2 separate regions of the Homo sapiens genome follow, and region 1 is linked to region 2. Evidence: chromatin contacts called from ENCODE Hi-C data. All regions are on one chromosome and are shown on one strand. The core of a region is the stretch at or near the end of the contact, and the rest is flanking DNA. Distances in the headings are between cores, read along the strand shown.

The links. A loop is a pair of places that touch in the nucleus more often than their neighbours do. Pooled maps may share reads with other maps.
Region 1: a map of OCI-LY7 shows a loop between it and region 2 (4-fold over the local background). The contact joins the promoter of SLC35A1 here to the promoter of CNR1 in region 2. A Hi-C loop is called at or near these places in 1 of 168 maps with a recorded cell type or tissue (OCI-LY7), 5 of 37 single-sample maps with no recorded cell type and 9 of 50 pooled maps.

Annotation. Positions count from the first base shown.
Region 1 is chr6:87,471,671-87,478,709 of GRCh38, reverse strand. SLC35A1 (solute carrier family 35 member A1) reads right to left here and starts at 5,736. Exons shown (of 8, transcript NM_006416.5): 1 at 5,691-5,736; 2 at 1,171-1,348. The coding sequence starts at 5,706. It overlaps LOC124901357 (a long non-coding RNA gene), which reads left to right and starts at 5,765. Exons shown (of 2, transcript XR_007059668.1): 1 at 5,765-5,937; 2 at 6,212-7,039. RefSeq lists enhancers at 4,868-4,967, 5,018-5,187, 5,183-6,089 and a silencer at 5,638-5,777.
Region 2 is chr6:88,160,748-88,167,677 of GRCh38, reverse strand. It overlaps CNR1 (cannabinoid receptor 1), which reads left to right and starts at 1,331. Exons shown (of 2, transcript NM_016083.6): 1 at 1,331-1,875. RefSeq lists silencers at 205-404, 475-914, 975-1,654.

The sequences.
Region 1 (7,039 bases), core at 4,487-6,986, 690 kb after region 2:
AAGTGGATTAGTATAAGCCTTTTCAAGATCTAGAACCAATTTTCAACACTTTCACTCGGTATCTTTCCCAAAATGATAGCCATGCTTGCAGTTGCATTATCAACTGTCTCATCACACACTGCTGAAGCTGAAGCAATCACAATGTCGTGTAACATTTCAATATTTAAATGTAATGTCTGTTTCTACATAAAAGCCTACACACAACACTATTCCTCCCTGCTTCCCTTCACTCACCAACACACATCTTGAAACCTGTATGACTTCTTAACTGCCCCAATGACTCCTATAGGTCCCCATCTCATAAATCTTTCCCCTGGTAATTTACCTATTAGATTTTATTTAATTTTCAGCACCCCATATTATTTTCTCAAATTAAAAAAATGAACAAACTGAAGCTTAAAGAGGTTACAAGTGTGTATGCAGCCACAATCTCAGTCTAGGATTAAAATTAGGTCTATCTCCTCCAATGCCCCTAATTCTTAACCCTCTCTTATACCACATCCTTAGCTAAACAATTCTTGCATGATGTTTTTGATTCAAAGCCCGGTGCTGCCACATATTAACAGTGTAATCTTAAGGAACCTCAGATGCTGCGTCAATAAAACAGGGGTAAAGTACTTACCTTGAAAATGTGGAAGAAGTAAATGAGAAAACACAAAAAACACATAGCACAGTGCCTAGCACTTAACATAGGAAACACTCAAGAAATGTTATTATTATTATATTCATCCAAAACACAAGTCAATAATTGTTTTCTGTAAGGGCCAAACAGTAAATATTTTAGGCTTTGCAAGCCAGTCAGTCTCCATTACACCAAAACCAGGGAGCAAGCTGGATTTGGCCCATGAGACATAGTTTGCCAACTTCTATTCTACAGCAGCGTTCTTCAACCTCAGCAGTACTGACATTTGGGGCTGGATAAATCTTTGTTGTGAGGCTGTCATGGGGATTGCAGGATGTTTAGCAGCATCCTTGGTCTCCACCCACTAGATGCCAGTAGCATCTCTCAAGTTGTGACAACTAAAAAATCTTCTGGGGGGCAAAATCACCCCTAGTTGAGAAACACTGACCCAGAGCAATTAAACATATAAAGATGTAGCTTGAATTTTCTAACAAATACCCTCACCAGGTAGAAAAATAATTTAACACACTATAAGTATTTATACTCACTTAGCTAAAATTCCCACACTTAGCAATAACTTTATAACTTCTGTGATACACACGGCTGTGGTTGAAAAGTAGAGTTCTTTGTCTGATGTCCTTGTGTATCTTAAAGCTATGGTATAGACTGCAGCCATCAGGGTCATCACTGCCAAGCAGTATAACTTGAATAATAAAGTGACATTGTCTGGAAAATACGTGCAACAAAGACATTACTTAGTAGACAATATATGTATATATAAGTTAATAAACTAGTTATAGCCTAAAAATACTTTCCAATTCCAAGCACAAAATATTTTCTAAAACTCATGCTTAAAAATTTTTTTCAAAACAATGTTTGCCAATTACATGAGCGTGCACACACACACACACACACACACACCACAGCTGACTTTAAACATCAGCCAATTAGGCATAAGTTTTGTTCCTAGGGAGTGCCCCAATTGCAAGACTATGTAGCGTACTGATTCTAGTTCAGGATGTTATAAATTACATTATATATATATTGGTGGTGGTGGTGGGTTTTTTTGGAGACAAGGTCTCACTCTGTCCCCCAGGTTGGAATACAGTGGCGCGATCTCAGCTCACTGCAACCTCCACCTCCCAGGTTCAAGCGATTCTCGTGCCTCAGCCTCCCGGGACTACAGGCGTGCACTACCACAGCCAGCTAATTTTTTGCATTTTTAGTAGAGATGGGGTTTCCCCATGTTGGCCAGGCTGGTGTCTAACTCCTGACCTCAAGTGATCCGCCCACCTCCGCCTCCTGAAGTGCTGGAATTACAGGTGTGAGCCACCGTGCCAGACATATATTTTAGGACAGGGTCTCACTCTGTCACCCAGGCTGGAGTGCAGTGGCATGATCTTGACGTGATCTCGGCTCACTGCAAACTCCACCTCCCGGGTTCAAGCAATTCTCCTGCCTTAGCCTCCTGAGCAGCTGGGATTACAGGCACCCGCCACTACACCCAGCTAATTTTTGTATTTTTAGTAGGGAAGAGGTTTCACCATGTTGGCCAGGCTGGTCTCGAACTCCTGACCTCAGGTGATCCACCCACCTCGGCCTCCCAAACTGCTGGGATTACAGGCATTAGCCACCACGCCTGGCCCCAGCACATATTTTAAATATTTTTATGATTACAAACTTGTGGATGCAAAGCATGAAACCAACTGCAGCAATGTATATTCTAGATTTAAAGGCAGCAGAAAGAAAATAATAATTGAGAAATGAGTGGGGCTTAATATAAAACTTTTTCACAATAAGAACTTACAACTAGCCACTCATTTCATTGCATTATACAAAACAATAATTCATAACACAGGAAAAGAATATTAAGAACACACCTCTATAAAACTAGAAATGCAGGAAACATATAAACACTTAATTTAAGAATTGCCTGCAAGTATATCTGAGCAGCAGCCATCTCTCAGGCACCAGAGCCTGTCCAAGACCTTTGGTAAAACCATAAGCAGTGGGTACCAAGTCTCCCTCATACTTCCTTATTCCCAGACCTGCTCGGGTACTGCCATCACCCAAGGATCAAACTATTTCTACTTTCCTCACCCACCTCCCACCTATTGTCCCCCAGTTCCCCTTCACCTCCATTCAAATCTTTAGGCTCAAGGTTAAACAGGGATCAGCAAATTTTTCTGCAAAGGGCCAGAAACAAATATTTTAGGCTTTCCAGAGCCATACTTTGACAACTCCAGGTTAAGAACCAGAAGGACACCAGGTGACTCCAGCCTGCTACTTTAACTACATTATATGCTAAGTAAGATTTTGTTCACTGCTTTGGGAGCCTAATCACAATTCAAAGATAGTTTTCATAGGGAAATAAAACAGGAGTTTCAAACAGATTATCTTTAGATACAGTATGGTTGGATCTTACAAGGAAACAGGTTCTTCAATATAAATATTTTCCCGAGTGCATTAAAGAATATTTTCTGAATTGTAGGCAATTTTTAAAAACCATATCAGGTTTTAAATAAAAAGTAAAACAGAAGAAATAGTTTTTAACTGCTTAAACTTTCTTTCCAAAAGATCTGAGGAGCCAAAAAATCAGTGTTTATATAAAAGGAAGTGAAGGAGATCACTATAATACTTCCTTTGTTCTAAAACTTTCCTACACAAGGGAAGAAATATGACTTCAAAAATATACAGCAATAACCTTTAATCAGTAGAAGAGAAGGCACTTCCCATCTTCTAGATAAAGGGTGAACAAACTATATATGTCGCCAGTTTACATGAGGCCTGTGAACTCACGATTGTTTTACATTTTTAAATGGTTGATAAAAAATGTAATAACATCTTGTGATATGTGAAAATTGCAGGAAATTCAAATTCTAGTGTCCATGAATAGTTTTATTAGAACATAGCCATGCTCATTTGTTTCTAAATTATCCAGGCTACTTTTTTTTCCCTACAACAGCAGATCTGAGTAGTTATGACAAGAGACTATCCAGCCCTTCACAGGAAAAGTTTGCCATCTCATGTCCTAGATTATCAACACTTTCATAAATAAGAGAAGTTAGGGCTGATAAACTAAAAAGTACTTTATTTTAGCTACTGTACAGGTTCCTGATTCCAAAAACAACAAAGTGAATATTTAAACACTAAACCAAATATTGATAGCCTACAAACATATTCTGACTTATAATATTGTCATTAACTTGAAAAAATACCTTTTTGCATAGTGAGTATATGGGAATATATATTATATTCTTGAAAATAACTACTGATCTAAGTGGAAGGGTAATCAAATAAGTTTAGGTATGTGCAAAACAGATTGGGCTTTGACATGGAATACCAGTTTTTAAACGTATTTCAACTTTTAAATACTAAATGTTTTTAAGTACGATTTTCTCTGGCAGTTTAACATCAGACCAAACTATTTCTTGTTCACTCCATTCACAAATTCTCCAGTATAAAACTTCAGTTATTAGCAATTTCAATTATTTCAGGGTAACAGCAAAAGTCCATATGTAATCACTTCAAATTGGGCAAATAATTCAAATCACACCCAATGCCAGTAACTATAAAGCTAGCCCACAACTCAACTGGCAGCCACATCTTAACCCTGCATTGTTCCCTGCTTCTCACGAAATTCTATTAGCTCCCATATAGTGTTTGTGTGGAAATGTCCCCCAAAAGAAACTTACAGTTTAAAATGTTTTTTTTCGGTTATGTTTTACTATAGTTTATGGGGACATTATTTGTAATACTTAAGAACTTAGAAATTCTGTAAGTCCCAGATAAATCCTTTGTGGATATTCGGAAACTATGGAAACTGTAGTTTTGTTAGGATTACAATCAAGGCTCAACAAATATGTATTGGCAATAAGCCTAAACCTTTACATTGTTGCAGCTATTTCAAGTAATGATTTGACTTCTGTAATTTATAAGTTTTCGTTCGGATCAATTTTGCTATCCCCATTCCATTTTAGTTATCAAAACAATTCTATTTCTTTTTCTTTTATTTCCTGTGTTGCTACAAAAAAAGGCTTTTAAGATTGGACTTATTTGAAATGAAACAGAAAGAAGACATAAGAGAAGCATATGCAACTAAAGACAATGCCCCTGGGCAGGGCCTGATGAGAAACATGGACCCCGCAACAGGGAAAATAACTTGAAACCCACGCAAGAAGATATTCCTTATGTATTCGTTCAATATTTATTCAAGGGTGAAGCCAAGTGCTCTATGGAGGAAGGGTGGAGCAAGAATCCGGGTGTTGCCCAACTTCTCCTGGTTAATGCACCACAGTCAAAGAATCCACCTCTGGTCCCAACTTACACACACTGCTCAGCAAAAAGTGGTGCGGAGTCAATTAGACTCGCCCTCCTTAAATGTCAATTAGTCAACAAATACGCCTTCACCCGAATGTGCCATCCCTCAGGAGGAGGGAGGTGGATCTCAGCTTCCACCCCAAATAGCAGCATACAGCATTCTCTATAATTACACACAGCATACAGGTGGGAACTGTTAACGACTGTTATCTTCCTTTCGTTACGATTTCAGTGCTGTTTTGACGCCCCAGTGATGTCTTTAGTGGTTGTTGCATGGCCCAGCCGCCGCATGGGATCTGCGCCCGGAGCCTGCCTTTAAGCCTCTGAGCATCCACAGGGTAGGAGGCGCAGAGGAGACCGGAGCCGCGGGGCCAGGGTGAAGAACTGTCCTGCCTCGCTGGGTAATGCGGTCCAGCCCCGGACCCACGCCCTGGCCTCTCTCCGGGTCCGCCGCAGCCCCGGCCTGTCAGAATTCGGTTCCCACCCACTCCCAGCTAGTGGAGGTCAGTGCGGTCTCTGACTCCGACCTGCCCAGCGCGGAGTCAGCCGCGGAGACTGCAGCCGCAGCGGAAGGCAGGCTGCCCTGACTGCCGGGAGCGGCTCCACGCAAACTCCTGACGCCTCAGCCAGGCCCCAGAGGCACTGGGCAACCAGGGTGCTCCGCTGCCCGACAGGGGCTGACCAGCGCAGATGCTCGCCCGCCGCCGCCCCCCGCGGACTCCCCACTCCCAGCAGACCCAGTTCTCACCTCTCGGGGCAGCCATGGTTCCCCGACAGCCCCCCGCGGAACTGACGCCCGCCCCCTCCGCGCCCCCGCGCAGGACACCGGGGACCGCCCCTTGTGGTCATAGAGACGAAGCCGCTCGGCCTAGAGCGCCTCGCCGGCCTCCCGGTCGGCCACGCACTAAAACTGGGCTCAGGAATCCAAGCTACACCCCAAAATGGGGAGAACGCGGATCGAAGGGAGGCCTTCCCGGCCGCGTCCTAGGTGACAGGTGTGTGAAATTCGGTTGGGGAGGTAGTTCTGTAAACTGCGTCTCCCCGCCAGCTAAGGAAGTTGAGTGAAGGGAGCGTTGCCGTCTGGGAATCGTAGTCCTCACAAAGGCGTGAGTAGGCGGCAAATAAGGATTTGGGTTTAGCCTTGGGGATTCACTCCTGTCAAAGCTGTTAGAGAAGCTCCCAGAACTCGTAAAGTAACAGAAACTACTTGCGGCAACATTTGTAACTTCCACCTGGCTCATTATCTTCCACTGTTACCTTGTGTTCTAGATAAGTTATAATTTATTCTACATATCGTTCAGAAGTCTTGTGCCTGTTCCATATCGTCAGCAGTCATCGGTTGTATTTACCCAGCCAGGCATTCTAACTAATGATCTTCGCACAACAAAACGGCCTTTAAAAAATCAGATGTATCGGCCGGGCGTGGTGGCTCACGCCTGTAATCCCAGCACTTTGGGAAGTCGAGGCAGATGGATCACCTAAGGTCAGGAGTTCGAGACCAGCCTGGCCAATATGGCGAAACCCCGTCTTTACTAAAAATACAAAAAATTAGCCGGGCGTGGTGGCGCGCACCGGTAATCCCAGCTACTCAGGAGGCCGAAGCGGGAGAATCACTTGAACCCGGGAGATTGCAGTGAGCCGAGATTGCGCCCCTGCACTCCAGCCTGGGCGACACAGCGAGACTTCGTCTCAAAAAACAAAAAAAATTAGATATATCAACAGGCATTTTAACCACTATAATCTCCACTTTCACTAGGGGATGTTAATTAGCTATCATAATTGATATTAGAAATAATTCATTGGTGAAATAAATGATGTTCAAGATATGTGGATTGGTTTAAAATAATATGAAAATACCTCAGCACTTACAGGAATAGGGATGCAAGATTCTGAGCTGCCCAGCAGCCCACACCTTCTGCAGCATGTTCTTTCCCCAAAATTGTCCTTTTAGAGGGTTGGTTGTATACCATTGTCTTGTTAAATATACATATAGATATATCTGGTCTGTTAACATTGTTGGAACATTTTGCATGCCTTATTAGCATCATATTAATATTGGGAGGGGCTCCCAGGAGACCAGAGTTGACTTTGTAGAGG
Region 2 (6,930 bases), core at 82-2,581:
CACCGGCAAGGTGTCATAAAATGAACGCCAAGGCGGCCACAAGAGGACGGCCGGGAACCGAACCCAGCGCCCAGCACGGGGCCCTTGTGGCCGACGTGACGTGGCTCCGTCAGGTGGAAACCGTGCGATCCTCTCCCGATCCAACTCACGAGAGATAAAGATGTCTAAATAACCACGACCGCCGCCGCACACCCTGCAGGGCCCCGGGGGCGGAGGGGAGGGGAGCGCCTCCTCGGCAGAAGCGGCGGCCCAGGCTTGTTTGGAGGTTCGCAATTCACCATGATAAATGTAAAGACCAATTAAGGTTTGATCCGTGCACACAGGAGGCAGACGGCGGCTGATAGTGGAAACAATTAACGAGCATGTCCCCTAATTCCTGCCGCGGCTGCTGAGCACACCGCGGCTCCCCAGGCGCCCGCCGCTGCCGCCCCCGAGTCCCAGAGCCCCCAGTCCGGCCCTGGAGTGGGGCGTCCTCCTCCAGCGAAAAGGTGCGAGGAGCGGGGCCCCGGGTGGCCGGGGAGGGGGCGCGCCGGGCCGGGAGGCGCGGAGCCAGCCGCCTACGGAGCCCAACTGTTTGCATCGGGGACCGGCGGGCGGGGCGCGCCCGAGTGGTCTCGCCGGGAAAGGGCGGCGGGCGCTGGAGAAGGCGCCTGGCGCGAAGCTGGGCGGCGCCCCGAGGGCGGAGGACAGGTGGCCGCGCGACCGCAGCCAGGTAGCGAACGGCTCGGGGGCTGCGCAGCGCGGTCCCAAAGCTCAGCCCGGCCCCGGGCCCAGCTCGCTGCCGCCTGCCACGGGAGCGGCCTTGCGCGGAGGGAGGGGGCGCGAGACCGCACCCCCGGGCCCGGCGCGCCTCGGCCTCTGGGCTCCCGCTCCCCTTCCCCTTCCGGCTCAGCCCGCTGCCCCAGACGTGACCCCCGCGGAAGGTGTTGGCGATGCGCGCTGCCCGGGAGCGTGTGATTAATGGCCCCGAGGTCGTGGGCGGCGCATGCACCAGCCCCTTCTTGGCCTGGTCAGGGTGTGAGGGTATCCGGGAGCACAGCGAGGTCATGGCAGCGGGGGCCTCCGGGAGCGCGGCGGCGGAGGAGGAGGAGGAAGAGGAGAAGTAGGTGACGCGGGCCGAAGAGGCTTGTCCCCTCTGGCCCCAGGGCTGGCGCCGCGGCGGGTCCCCCGCCCCAAGCAAAGTTTGGGGCTACGGGCGCTGCGCTCAGGTCCCTCCCCGCGCAGTTCCCTCGGCGGGGTCTGTGCCGCCGCCGCTGCCAGGGCAGGACAAAGGCTCATTAACACGTGATGGGACCGCGCTTCATAAATGGGACTGGAGCGAGAGGGAGCCAGAGACAGCGCGAGCGGAGGGAGCGGCAGGGACTGCGCGAGCGGGACGAGGCGACGGGCGCCCGGGCTGGCGGAGACGGGCGGCCCCACGCCGGGCCAGGCGGGGCTCGCGGGAGGACCCAGTGAAGAGCCTGGGAAGGGGCGAGGCTCGCCGGCGGTCGGAGCAGCGGGGCGCCAGTCCCGGTCGCTGTCGCGGGCGGGCGCTGGAGACCGGGACGCCGGCGCTCGGACGGACTGACTTGCTGACCGCCCGCCGGAGGCACACCCCACTCCACCCCACCCCGCCTCGCCAGCAGCCCGGCGCCGGCGCCGCCTCCCGCACGCTACTCCCTCTGCCACCCCTTCCTTCTCCACTTCTTTTCCGCCTCCGCCTCTTCTTGTCTCCCGCGGCGCCAGCGCCTTCCCTTGGCCCGGGCGGGGGCCTCGGCTCCCTGCAGAGCTCTCCGTAGTCAGTGGGGGATATTTCGTTCTAGCGGACAACCAGCCCCTGAGCTGGGCGAGAGGTGCCAAGGGAGCTTCTGTCCCGAGGACCAGGGGATGCGAAGGGTAAGACCTGGCAGAGTTGCGTTTGGAAATACTTTTTCCGCCTCCCGCCCCCTCGGGTACGACCAGTGTGGTCCCCAAGTGTCCTTCGTGGAGTTCTTATTCCGTGTGAGCGAATCGTGCGTCGGTGTTTACTTAGCTGTATGGCCCCAGCCTGTTAACTGTGATCTGTTCTACTTCTGGAGATTTCTACCATTTACTATTTATTGAATGTGTGTGCACCTGGCTCTGTATGCACTGATGTCTGTTTGTAGAAAATGGGTAATTGTGCATGTTTGAAAAACGGGCGCTTGAGTTGGTGCTGAATGCCTATAAACCATGTTAGCAGCTAAGTCTTCCCAGGGAAATACATCGATCTCTGCTGCAAGCCTAGAAACTGACTAATGTAAAATAGTAAATGTCATATAAAGAGATGTATGTCAAATAATAAACTTTTGATAAAAAGCTACAGGAACCACTTCTCTTTGAGGAAAAACAAATGTCCATGTAACTAATACCTAAAATTGAATGTTGATGGAACCGTTTAACTCAGAACTAGCTGTTAGATGACTAAAGTTAATGTTGCATTTTTAAAAGACATTTCTTGTTAAGGCTTACAAATCATAAACGGATCACCTCTCAAATAAAAATATGTTTGCTGTAATAGACATGAGAAACTGTCATTTGGTCATTTGGAAGTTTAAAAGCAACATGCATGTTTCTGATTTTAATAGATTGTCTCTCAGATATTTAAAATTGAACAGATAAAAAAACAAAAGAAATGTTTAGTAACGTATTAATCATTTTGCCTCCCATCTTTTTTTATTTTCCTCCAAATAAGTGCTATTCTTGCCTTTGTTGTTGATTTCCTGATATAGTAAGCCTCCTCGGGCATGTAATCCAATAAGAGATTAGAACAGATTTACTGGTTTTAAAGGTGTTGAAAGATATCTCTGTGGGTCCCATAACTTCTCCTCATTTTTATTACCAAGTTAATATCTTTTGAACAATGGGGGAAATGCAATTTCTTAGAGGAAGCTTAGCGGACACTGAGTATTAGTGGGGTCACCACTGACATCAATCTATTTTGCAGAATATTGAGAAGCTCAGAGCAACCAACCTTTAAGGTTCCCATAGGACTTTATGTGATTTAAAGTGTTGCTTTTCTAATCCTACCCTACTGACAGTTTGCAAGGGAAGATACACTAATTGATTTTTCTCTGTCCTTTTTTTCCCTGGTACTCCTCCCCCTCCCCCGCTCTCTAACTCAGTTAAGAGCAATTTTATAAAAATAAAAGGCCATTTATAGTTTCTTAAGTGAGACAAATTACTTTCAGATTATATCCATACATGAGCAGAAGACATGCACCTCCAGAATTTTAAACATTGCATACTACAGGCACTTATTTGTAGGCACAATGGCAGTTACCATAGTGGGGCAAGAGACTTGATGTGGGACATGGTTTTAAAAAACTAATCCATTTTAGCTTATCAGGAGAACTTACTGTAAACCGACTCTTTTTGTTTCAAAGATGTCTCCCACTCCAGGCGAGGAGCGCTCTTGGCTGAGGTATGTATCAAGTGTCTGATGGGGAGAGGTCTCATTGTGTTTCTCAGTGTCCATGGGGGTACAATGATGCCACAAGGTGGAAATACCCAATTCTGGCCTTTCACAAATAAAATTACTGTGCTTGCATACTCGTTGTTAGGAAAGCAAATTAGATATTCATGCCCCTGAATTTTAATAACATTAATATATGTATGTAAAAAGAATGTTATGACTAGAACCTTAAATAAGCCATAAGTGATTATTATTTAGTGTGTAAAGTTTTAAATTCTGATGAACACCAGGTCTCACATTGAAGTAGTGCTTGGCTTTGTTTGTTATCCACTGTTTTCTGTCTTTTTCTGTTACCCATTTCCCAGTGGACCATGTTCCTCTCTGTCTTGCCTGTGAGATTGCTCTTCTCTAATAAGCCTAGCTGCAGGATCAGTGTGTTCTTTTTGGCATTTCAAAATGGTAAAATAGTGAAATTGTTAAATGTTACCAAGATGAAACTGCTGGGAATGAAATTCTCAAAAAGAACCACTGTATTTGTGGCATATTTCAGCCTCTTCCAAAAGAAAACTCTTTGATTCGGTTTACCTATTTTCCCAAGAAGGAAGCAGCCCCATTGATTGTGTTGATAAGTGTTTAGTATGCAGTGTCAGCTTATTAATTACTAAGGCAAAGCCTGAGAAACTGTTTCAAAACAGTCGTATAACACTGTTCTTTGCTTTGACTCAAAATTAACATTAACCACGGGGAAATTTAGACAGGCTTCTTGGTTGTCTTGCATATTAGTGTTTGGAATTAGAAATCAAATACTTTGCTATGTAAGAATAAACTATTATGAGATGGAACTTCTAATAGCAGTTTATAGTTCACCACGCTTACCAAATGTTTCTTACCAGAAAACAGTTGGCCAAATAAGGGATTATTTCCCATAACTAGCTATCCAGGAATGCTGCAAAAACAAGAGTAACAAATTGAATTGGAAAATACCTAATGACACATAACTAGCAAAATGAAAGATTTGGTTATAGCTTCTTGAATTTATAAGAATTCTGGGTGAAAGTTATTGCTTCTTTTATTCCAGGAAATATTTTGGAGAAGTCTGAATTGATCTATGTTATAAAGTTAATCCAGTCTAATCTAAGAATATACAGTGAATTAAATGCTAATTAAAGCAATTAAAGCATGATAACAGGCAGTAACCTAAAGGACAGGCTCCATCTTACTTACCAAATTCCATGTTAGCTCAGTTGCATAAAGAACATAGATGAGAGCTTTCATTCCCTGCTGAAAAGGATGCCATGCCTCCACCAGTGTAAGTCTGTTTCTTCTATTTTTGTATTTATCATTTTCTAATTGAACTGACAAATAGTTAGAGTGAAACCAGGCTTTGGGTTTAAATTATTTATAATTCTGCTGTTGGCTCTAAAACAATGTGGACCCAACATTGTTTGAAACACTGTGCTAGGGCCAGGTTTACATACTGCATATCTGTATTTTGAGAGGCAGCCTGCTTTGCTGATTTTTCTCTTATATACTGAAGACTGGTAGAGAAGTCAAAGAATAAGAGGAAATCAAAATCAGTTTATATACTTTGTGTTGCCAAAATTTTAACTTCATGTTTTCTTCCCTGAATCTCCAGTTCTTTCCTAATCTTATCCTCAGAGAAATGGTAACTTTATATTATGGCTGCATGAATGCTGCTTTTGGGGACTTGGGGGATTCAACTTTTTGCCACTGAATTGCTAGTTAATACTTTGATAAGCATTTAATTCTCTGTATATTCTTAGATTAGATTGGATTGACTTTATAAATTCAGATTTCTCCAAAATGTTTCCTGGATTAAAAGAAACAGTAACTTCACCCAGAATATATGTATAATATCAAAGTATATATTGCGTAATTTTGGACACCTGGACATAGAAACACACTTTTATTTACATGTATAAACATTTTTATAGATGTAAATCATGACTGAAATAAAAATTTAAATATGTTGCCTTTATACATTTGAACATGTAATTCTGATTTTAAATAAATACTACAAATTTGGGGAAATGTCCGCATTCAAAGCAGCTGTGCAGATGGACACTGAAGAGTTAAAGCAGATATCCACCTTGAATGGAAACGAGGCCATTCTTGTTTTCCAGGATAGGTGGAAATCCGTGCCAGTCCCATGCGTTCTAAGAATCTTGCAAGTATGCCAGGGTGAACATCACCACATTTGATTATAATTTTATCATAAACACTGATGGGTTTAAGACAGTTTCTTTTTAGCCAATCCTTTTAGTTGTTTATTATTTTTTGGAAATTAGGGCTGTACAAGTTGGAGGAAAATACAGAAGGTTATTACCATATCTCAGAATGCATATTAAGATAGTTATAGTTTTTATATATAACACATTACAACGTTACCACAAGTGAGTTAAAACTATAGGAAATTTGTTAGGGGGGCAGGTTTGTAAGGTGGGTGATTTTTAGTAGACGCTGTCACCTCTCTTGCTGCTTTTGAAATTGTTTGATGTGAGAGCAAGCAACTTCCATCTCAAACTTGCTCACATGGCATGTTTAATACATATTGCTAATAAGAGGTCAAAGTCATGACATAAAGTAGTGTAGTTATCTTTAGTTCTTATCAAAGTATTTACTAAAAGCTTTCCTGGATTATATTTCTTGATTTAACAAGGCCCCATAATGAAAAAAAGTATATTTTTTATAATAGTTTAGAGGACAGTTAGTTGCATGTATATATTCTTGATCTAGTTTCCATTGATATTTTCCATATATTTGAAGTATTTTCCATATAGATGAATTAATAATGGACAGCCTCTAATTTAAGTTTCACTTGGACAGGTTAAGCTAATAACTTAATCACCATGGAATTCTCGAGGTTCATAGTTTGTATGGGTTTTTGAGGGAAGAATTGTTTACTCCCAAAACCCGAGCAAATGGGCATGGCAGAGTCATTGCAGTTGTTCTGGGAATACTATGAATTGTATTTGAGCCCCAGCTGGAGAAATGTTCACACCTGCACTTTAAGAAAGCTTTCAAAGTTTTGCTTTCTTTGCTTTGTTTTCTTTTGTTTTTGAATATGTAGAGACTGGTTAGATGGAAATCATTATTTTTGAGCAAATTCTTTTTTAACCCATTGTGCTATTGCATAATATTCTATATTTTTGAATGTTTTCAAAAGTACATTTTGCATTTTTTTGAATGCAAGAATTTAGTTTGCCTTTTCTCTCAACACAAAAGGCAAATAAATTTGCCCTAAAATACAATATTTTACTACTTAATGTCTTATTTTTCCACTCTTATTTGGATTCTTAATTAATTAGGAAATTATGTTTTTCAAAATTTATGTTTAAATGAGAGGGTCCCCCTCTTTCCTTCACCATTTCTTTATTCATTCTTTTAGATCATAACTTTAGAGAAGAAAATTGGAATCAATATGAGTCCTGAAAATTGAGTGAAGTTTTAAGGAGTATTACATTCAAGCTAGCGATAAATTCTAATATGCTTTTGAA